Regions from separate parts of the Homo sapiens genome. Here region 2 is linked to region 1. A link is a contact called in ENCODE Hi-C data. All regions are on one chromosome and are shown on one strand. Each heading gives the region's core, a stretch centred on a gene start or an enhancer-like site at or near the end of the contact. The rest is flanking DNA. Distances are from core to core; before and after follow the strand shown. Region 1 holds the start of PCNX2 (pecanex 2). Region 2 overlaps KCNK1 (potassium two pore domain channel subfamily K member 1).

What was found. Hi-C counts contacts between places; a loop is a spot of excess contacts on that map. Pooled maps may share reads with other maps.
Region 2: a map with no recorded cell type shows a loop between it and region 1 (3-fold over the local background). The contact joins the enhancer-like site here to the promoter of PCNX2 in region 1. A Hi-C loop is called at or near these places in 3 of 37 single-sample maps with no recorded cell type and 2 of 50 pooled maps.

Annotation. Positions count from the first base shown.
Region 1 is chr1:233,292,976-233,297,188 of GRCh38, reverse strand. It overlaps PCNX2 (pecanex 2), which reads left to right and starts at 1,464. Exons shown (of 34, transcript NM_014801.4): 1 at 1,464-1,863. The coding sequence starts at 1,711. RefSeq lists a silencer at 1,369-1,748 and an enhancer at 2,029-2,078.
Region 2 is chr1:233,671,234-233,675,724 of GRCh38, reverse strand. KCNK1 (potassium two pore domain channel subfamily K member 1) reads right to left here. Exons shown (of 3, transcript NM_002245.4): 3 at 3,211-4,454. The coding sequence ends at 4,195. Among named protein-coding and RNA genes, the nearest start is that of MIR4427, 49 kb to the right of the region's middle. Within about 2 kb of position 1,869, at least 4 of the 41 ENCODE cell types and tissues checked have a DNase peak (open chromatin) inside an H3K27ac peak, as active enhancers do.

The DNA.
Region 1 (4,213 bases), core at 215-2,714:
TACCCATGCACGTGACGGCGCTCCTTTAATGTGGAGTTGATTGGTTGATTAACCCATTAAACACTTATACAGCACCTGGTAGGTTACAAGCATTTTGAGCAGATATACAAAAAAGCCCATTTGTTTACAAGCTGTGTCTTTAAGAAAATTACTCTTCCAGTACAGAAAGCAGCCATATTCCATTTTGATGATTCATTCCTACTGATGAATGTAAAGTAGAAGGAAGAGTGGTTATAGCTGATGGCAGACACACCATAGTGAGGCTTTTGCTGTAACTCAGTGGCCTTTCATGTCCTGGGCCCTCTCCTCATGATGGGCCTGTCCTTATCTTCGTTTCAGCCTGGGAAGGCTGGTGTGCCTTTACTGGGCCTGACTAGGGCAGCCATAAGTAAGTGCTGCTGCAGACCAGAACATGGCCAGGACACAGGCAGGCACACAAGTCAGAGGAGTGTGATGTGTTGGGACAGACCAGGTAAGGATGATGCAGGGAAGGCGTGTTGGGAATCATGGAGCCCTCTAATCTTTGTCTCTCCCTAAGGCTCTAGCTCACACAGGGCTTCTGCTCCTCATCCCAAAGGAAGACAAGCTCCTTTTTATCTCTTCCCTTTCCAAAACCCACTCTCAAAAGAGAATCTAAACTGTATCCACTGTAAATGATAAAATATATAATAGCTTAAAGATTATTAATTTTTTGTCCAGTGGGTCTTCCTGTCTAAACAGCATAGAGAGATTTAGACTAATGTTCTATATAGCCAGTTAAATACCTGGGATTATGTTCTAGGAAAGAGATAAAAAACTAAGGCTAACTGAAGCTCCTAAAATTTTATCAGGAAGGTGGTTATCTTCTTTCTCCACCAAGTTGGACAACAGGGAGTGGAGGAGAAACAGTCAGGGAGGACAGAAGATCAGTGGCAGAGGACCAGGTAGAGCTTAGATTAATAGAACGTCTGGGGTCAGCCCTTAATTAAGGAGAATGAAGTCGTGCAGGAAGTGCTCAGGAGAAGAAATTACTTTGAGTGCTGTGTGACAGGACCTTGTATGAGGTAAATACTTGGGTGCAAAAAAGGACAAGGACAAGGAACGTGTCCTGGGTCTGTGCCTTCTGCATGAGAACACCCTTGCACGTCCCCTAACAGGAGGATCAGAGAGAAGGGGAAGGGAAGAGGGGAGAGGCAAAAAAAAAAAAGAAAGAAAGAAAGAAAAAAAGAGCGAGAAAGAAAGAGAGAGAGAGAGAGAAAGGAAGGAAGGAAGGAAGAAAGAGAGAGAGAGGGAGGGAGGAGGAAGGAAAAAGAGAGAGAGAAAGAAAGAGAGAAAAAGAGAAAGAGAGAAAGAAAAGGCTGGAGGCACTCACAGAAATCCTTCTGGCCCCCAGCGAAGGCTAAGGAGGGACTGGGCGGGCGTTGGGAGGAGCCTCGGAAGCAACCTCTGAGCAGCCGCCTCTGAGCACGATGGGAAAATCCTTCCTCCCTCGGACATGGCGCTCACCTGCCCGGCCGCAGCAGCCGGCTCCGGCGCCGCGGTTCGCGGGTCCGGGCGGAAGAGCAGCTCCAGCTTCAAACGTGGGGTGGAAGGAGGCGGCGGGGGCGACGGCGGCGGCGACGGCGGGGGCGCGGCCCGCGGGCCCGGGTGTTAGACCTGAGGGAGCCTGGAGATCCGGCCGGGGCGCGCAGGGTGCAGCGGGGCGCTCACCAGCCCCGGGGCGCAGCCGGCATGGTGTCCCAGGTGCTGCAGCTGCTCCGGCAGGGCGTGTGGGCCGCGCTCACCGGGGGCTGGTACCACGACCCGGAGCAGAGCAAGTTCACCAACAGCTGCCACCTCTACCTGTGGCTGTTCCTCCTGCTGCTGCCCCTGGCCCTGCACCTGGTGAGTGGGGAGGGTCCGGTCCCGGGGAGCTGTGGGTATGGAGGGAAGAAGGAGAAAGGAACCACAGACGTGCCATCAGCCTCACGGGCTTTCGGGTTCGTAGAGATTCTTAAGAGACGGAAAGGGAGGGGCTTCAGAAATTTGGGACAGAGAACATGCAGGGAAAGGGGACTGTGAGGATTCACTGGAAAAGAAAAGAAGTAGACAGGACTGCGGGGGCTCGGGGACTCATTAAGAATTGATGCCGGATGTTAGGATGAGTCACTCTGCTTGTGGCAGGGAGCGTGCAGCCTGTTTTGTAGGTGGGTAACTCTAGGCCTTAGAGCTGGGTAGCTTGGGATAATGTTTGGTGTGAAATGCTGTAGATTGTAGCCAAGAGGAAAAACGAAATGTAAAAAGCAGACTCATTTCAGTTATTGTCCCCTTTTTCCCCCCTCACCTTCTTTCTTGTTTTGCTTTGAGAAGGCAGTTCAGTTATCAGTTACTCACATTGTAATTTCTACACCACTATGTATAGAAATCTGTAGGAAGATATAATAATGGATAAATCTAATGTACTTTATGCTAAACAAAGTATTACAACATTTAGATGGGGCTTGACATTTTAGTGGGGTTATGGTAAGTGAGTGCTTGCTGAAGAACTACATAGATGGCCTTCTTAGGTAAATTATACGTAATTAAAACAATGGTTTACCTGCTTTGAAAAGCTGTACAGGTAAGGTGTTCCATGTCTTATTAAACTTTACGTGCCAAGAATCTAATTTTGGTATGTCGGTTGGAGGACTTTATTCCTAACACATTATTTGATCATTTTTTTTACAGCAAAAATCGTCAATGAGTTTGCATGACTGATGGATTCCGAGTTTGACATTTGTGATTGGGTTTCTCTTTACTCTTTTTCCGGCAGTGTATCCAAAGGGTCAGAACTCTGGGTGTGAAGTCATGATGCCTAGGTTAAATTTTGGGTCTACTGGTTACCAGTTCTGTGACCTTGGGGAGGTTATTTACCATATCTCATTTTTCATTTTCTTATCTGTAAAATGAGAAAAAGTAATAGTACCAGATTTACAGATTGTTTTAGGGATTAAATGAGATAGTACATATAAAGCCACAGGTCTGTCTTGACCTGAGATTGGACTCAGGCCTTGGGTTTACAATTCTGTTCTGCTACTTATTAGCTGTTTGGTCTGATACTGAACTTTTCTAAAACTTAGCATTCATATCATTAAAACGGATGTGATCATCACAATCACCACTTCACAGAAAAATTAACCAAAATTATATATAAAAAGCATTAAATACAGAAACTGCTTGGAAACCCTGCAATAAATGCAAGTTTATTTCTTCTTTCTGATTCTCCGCACCATTTTTCTTAACCCATTTTTCCTTAGCCTATGGGCCCCAGTGGTTTCTCTTTTCCTAGAGGGACAGCATAGCAAAGTCATGAGGAGCACAGCCCTCACCAGGGTGAAATCCTGGTTCTGCTGCTCACTAGACCTAATATGAGCTTGAGCAAGCTTCACCTTCCTTGTTTGTAAAGCAGGGATAATTACAGTACCTCCCTTATAGGGTGAATATGAGAACTGAGTGAATTAATAGATGAAAGTACTTCTTAGTACCTGTCACACAGAGAGTGCTCAGTAAGAGATAGCCCTTTTTAATCCTTCCCCATCTTCTAAAATCTCTCCATCCTTATGTTTTCTGATTTAGCTAGAATTAATTTCTCTTCTCCCTTGCCCTTATACCATTCTGTATTTACTATTAGTTTTACAGCATTCTGTAGTTAGACTATTAGCATTAATAGTACTTTTCGAATTCTGTCTGGTACTTAGTTGTTGGAACATGTATTTCACTTCTATGTCTAGATCATAAGCTTTTTTGAGGGCATGGATTTTTATGTTGTTTATTCATCTTGGTTTTTCCTTGTACATAGCAGAGTGCTCTGCATTTGGTAACACTGATCTCATATATAATTAACTTGTGTGTCTCTTTCTTTTCCAACTAGCATTAAATAGTCTACCTCACTATACTTTTTGAATATTTCCTAAGAATAAAAGCAATATATTTTCCACCTATAATTCCACTCCTCAGAAACCACCACATTCGCATTTAATGTTGTGTTCCTGCAGATGTTTTTTCCTATGCATATGGGCTCATTTTTATAAAACTCTACTTAAGATTTGATGTCTACGTATGGTCAGAACCCTTAATTTCTACCTAACTATGCTTTATTGAGTAGCTTGATTTAGATCTTGTGTTTGTGAGTAGGAAATTGTCCTTCATTAATTTGCTTTTTGATGATATTTAAATGTAATTTTCAGCTAAATCTCAAAATTTTAGAAAGTAAAGT
Region 2 (4,491 bases), core at 620-3,119, 380 kb before region 1:
AAACAAAAAACCTTTACCAGTCAGAAACCACCAACAAGCCCAGGGATTTTCCAGTAGATCATATTCAATTAAGACAAATACGTAGCTGTAGCCAATCAAGCAATTGCTTTGCTTTGCTTGCATGTTCCGCCTATAAAACCCCACACCTCTTGCTGCTACAGTGAAATTCTCTGAACCTCTTCAGGCTTTGAATGCTGTCCAGTTCATGAATCCTTTAATTTCAAATAAACTCTGTTGAATTAATTTGTCTTAAATTTGCCTTTTAATACAACTCTCTCCTTTATTTTCTGTGGGTTGGAAAAACAGAGTAATAATTTTGTTAGAACTGTGTGCAAAGTAAGTATGTGTATGCCATGAGTGAAGCAAAGAGAGGGCTTACTTCTTTTTAAATGTGCTTTCCTACCAGGGCATGAAAAATACTTTAAAAAGCATTTTTATTTACTTCTGGGTCCTTTACTGCACTCCAAAAAGCTGAGTTTGCCTGACAGTACATATTAGATAAGAGAGATGTTAGGAAAATTGACTTCAGCAATTTTACATCTTGCCTCACACAAAAGGCTTTGATGCACCAAATTTCCACAATGTAAGACCCTTGCAAAATAAAAAAAAAAGTCACAATAGGAAAATCTCAAACATGCTACAGAGACAGATTTAAAAAGTTACTTGGCATAGTCAAATAAAGTAAATGGTATACTGTCTCATTTCAATTTCAACTATAAGTTGCTAAGAAACTTTTGTTTCTAAATTTGCCATATATACATTGCTGAAACTACATCCTAAAGGGACTGCCTTCCTAAATTGAGGATATCAGTATTTATCACAGCTCTTCCCAGCATGGAGGCTTTAACAACAACAAATACCAAAATAAATGTATTATGCCAGACAATCAGGAGGCTCTGCTCTCACTGAATTCTGAATAAGAGACAGATAATACTGTTCTAATTCTCCAACATGTGCTTCTGCCAATTTAAAACTTTTCTTCTTTGAAACAAATAGCTGTTTTTAGTAAGAGGTCAGTGTACTTTAAAGAGTTAAGAAGGTTTTGCATTGCCTATTTCCGTTATCTTGAGGTCTCCAGATTTGTAAATATCTCCTCATTCATTTTCCAAAAGGCCCATAAAGCTGGTTTGGAGAAAGTATGAGTGTGATTTTTTTCTCAGGTAAAAAAAAAAGTGACCCCATGTCAGTAATCTAAACATTACTCGATTTTTTTTGAAGTCAGACCAAATTTCTGTCTTCAGAAAATGTTTCTTTTTTCTCCCACTTGTCTTCTTCAACTTTTGAACAAATACTTTCAAAATATCTTGGTGGCATGACTACTATAGAAAGAAACCAGTGTCATAAATGGAGTGATCTGGGCTAAACTTTATCTGTCCTGGGAATCTTTTACATGATTCATTTAGAGACTACTCCCACCCCTTGGTCTCTCTTCCCTTGGATTTCTGAGAGCTTAGGAACTCCCACTCTGAGATACTCTGTGTTCTCTCCTCACGTGGAGTGTATCTGCTACTTTGAAATCAACATCCCTACCAGACACGTGTCACATTTAAGTTCACGCACAGGACCATGTCCTGGAATGATAAGGCTTTCTGCTGCTGTTCTACCCTGAGGGCATTCCGCAGGCATCTTAGGAACTCAATCTTGAAGGCTCAAGCTAAGCAAGTGAGTTCAGCTTGTACTCATCACCCAGAATTCTCTAGTAGTCACTTTTACCTCCAACTTCCCACTCTCTCGCCTCCAACTAAAGGGTTCCCAAGGTCAGTTCTGGCTTAGCTACACTGTTCATCTTCCACCTCCTTGTCATGCCTGCAGCAAGCCGAATTTCTGTTCTCTGAGAGGCTGACCCAGAGCTCCTCCTGGGTGACCAAGCTCGCTTCTCCCTGGGGACCAAAGGGCAGCATCATCGGCCAAAGACAAAAAGAAACCCTGGGGAAGACATCCTCCCTTACTTTCCTGCCTGCTAGGGTGGGGGCCGAGGCAAAACTTGCTCCTACTTTTCTACTTTGCCCTTCACATTAACAACAATCTGAAGGGCATTAAGGTTTAATGTGTTCTCTGCGGATTCAAACGAGTTCCTAAAATTAAGTACTACACTCTATTACTTATTAATCACATCTGATTCAGAAGTTTTTCTTCACGTACTTCCTCATTTTCTGGACTTTGAACTTCCCTCTCATGTTAGAGCCAAGCAGCTGTAGCAAACTAGCCATTATTTTTTCCTGCATTGCATAAAATAGAATAACACTCTCCAAGTGTAATCCAGCTTCTGTGATTTATATTGATGAGCATCTCAGGACTCTGCTCCACACCAAGGCTTGTGACCATCGGAAATGTTGCAGATCCAGTTATGGCAGGATGCATGCCTCTATTCTCCAAGGATTCTCTATTCTACCCTTAACCAATGATCTGGCCTCATGACAGCAGTCTTCTATTGCAGGGACATGGTCAGCAGGGAGGAAATATGCTTACGGGGCAGCACACTTGGATTCCTCTAAAAATCATATACTATCCCTCTAAAATCACCTATATTTTTCCATCTCCCTGTCCTCTAATCAGTAAGATATTTAAGCATGTGAACCCCTATTGAGATATTGGACAATCACTCTGTAATTCTTTCTGTGTGCATGGTAGTTAATAAATGTGTATGCCTTTTCTCATTAATCTGCCTTTTTGTGAGTTGATTTTTCAGCAAATCTTCCGAAGGGTAAGGGGATGCTTTCCCTTTGCCCTGCAGTTGGTAATAATTTACTCATGGCAGCACATGGTACAGAAGGTAGAAGGTTACTGAGCGAGTGACCCACTGTCAGGAGACTGGCCCGCGATCAAAGTGCTTGGCTGGCTCATCAGAGGGCGCTGATTTTGCACTGATTTTTACCAGCCCCTCAACCACCAACTCCTGGGCAGCCACCCATGGGAGGTAAGGCTCCATTGCGGGGGTCAGTGGACATTCATTATCACACAGGGGCTTTCTCATTTTCTTTTCTAAAATCCTTAATATAATAGTATCCTGTGTACGTCATCTAAATGTGACCTTTATGTTTTCTATGAAGGACTATATATATATATATACGTATATATATATATATATATACACACATATATATATATATACATATGTATATATATACATACATATATATATGTATATACACACACATATGTATATATATTCTACATAGAGGCACACTTCTGATATATGAAAGCATAAGATTACAACCAGCTGTGATTTTTATTTATTTTAGCTTCTAAATTTAAAATTCTCAGATTAATGTAACATAATCTGTTCATTTAGGGATTCGTGTTTAAGTTCTATGCTTTAGTGCTAGGTGGCTGCAAATCACAATGTACTTTCAAAACAAAGTATCTTAACCTTTTAATAAATCCTTTTCATAACCTGTTCAATTCAAAAAAATGTTTATAAACATGTTAGACATCTGACACCATTCTATCGCAAGAGGGTAGAAACATTTATTGCAGCAGAATACTATGGTTATTCACTCTCAAGTTTATTATTCCCCTTATTTTATTGTAGCAACTCTGGATTCTTTAGTATAAAGAGAAATCAAAAGAAACAAAATATCTATAGTCTTAGTTTCAGAACTACACTAGGATCTGGTGACCTAAACCATATGTACAGAATATAAACATATTTATACTTTATATGTACATAGTTAATGGTTACCTATGCATTATAAATAGTAAGTTTAACTTAGATTCTACAAAAATAATCATTTTGGGTGGGTACATGCAAACCAGTACACATAAACCTATTTATAAAACACATCTCTATGCTTTTTTTTTTTGCTTCTAAATATAAATTTTGCTATTTAGCCATCAGCTAAATGATCTAAATGCAAACCCCAAAGTTTCCAGTTAAAAGTATAAAATCTGCTTCTAACCACAGCAGCATACTGCTTCAAGTATTCTCCTCCTATGTAAGGTCGAGATAATTTTGTCACATATGAATTTTAGGTGGACATCTCATTTCCTCACATATTAGACATCCTGCTGGGGTCACAGCTTCTTTGTTCCATTTGTCTTTTTTTGTTGTTTTTTAATAAGACATTGCAAACAGTAGCTATTTCTTAAAGTGACATAATTTTCGCTTTTGCATTCTGATAAAAATGAACATACTTAAGCCTCTTCCTTGCACCCTGACCCTGGTGCTCTAGCATAATGCAACAAATCCTACGCTCAATGGTTTGCAGGGCCATCCACGCAGGCAGATGACTGGGTGGCCACAAAAGGCTCATTTTGCTTCTGGTCCTCTTTCATGCCAGCTGCCTGGTCTGTGATCGAGGAGAAGGACAGTTGGTCATGCTCTATGATGTGCACCTGATCCTCGTCCTTGTCCTTCTTCACATAGAACATTTTTCTGAATTTTTTCAGCTCATGGAGTTCACAGAAGGTTTCCAGAACTACCAACATGGCAATAAGGCCAAGTAGCAGGTAACCTGTGTGAGAAACAGGACACTGTCTTAGTGTGATCTC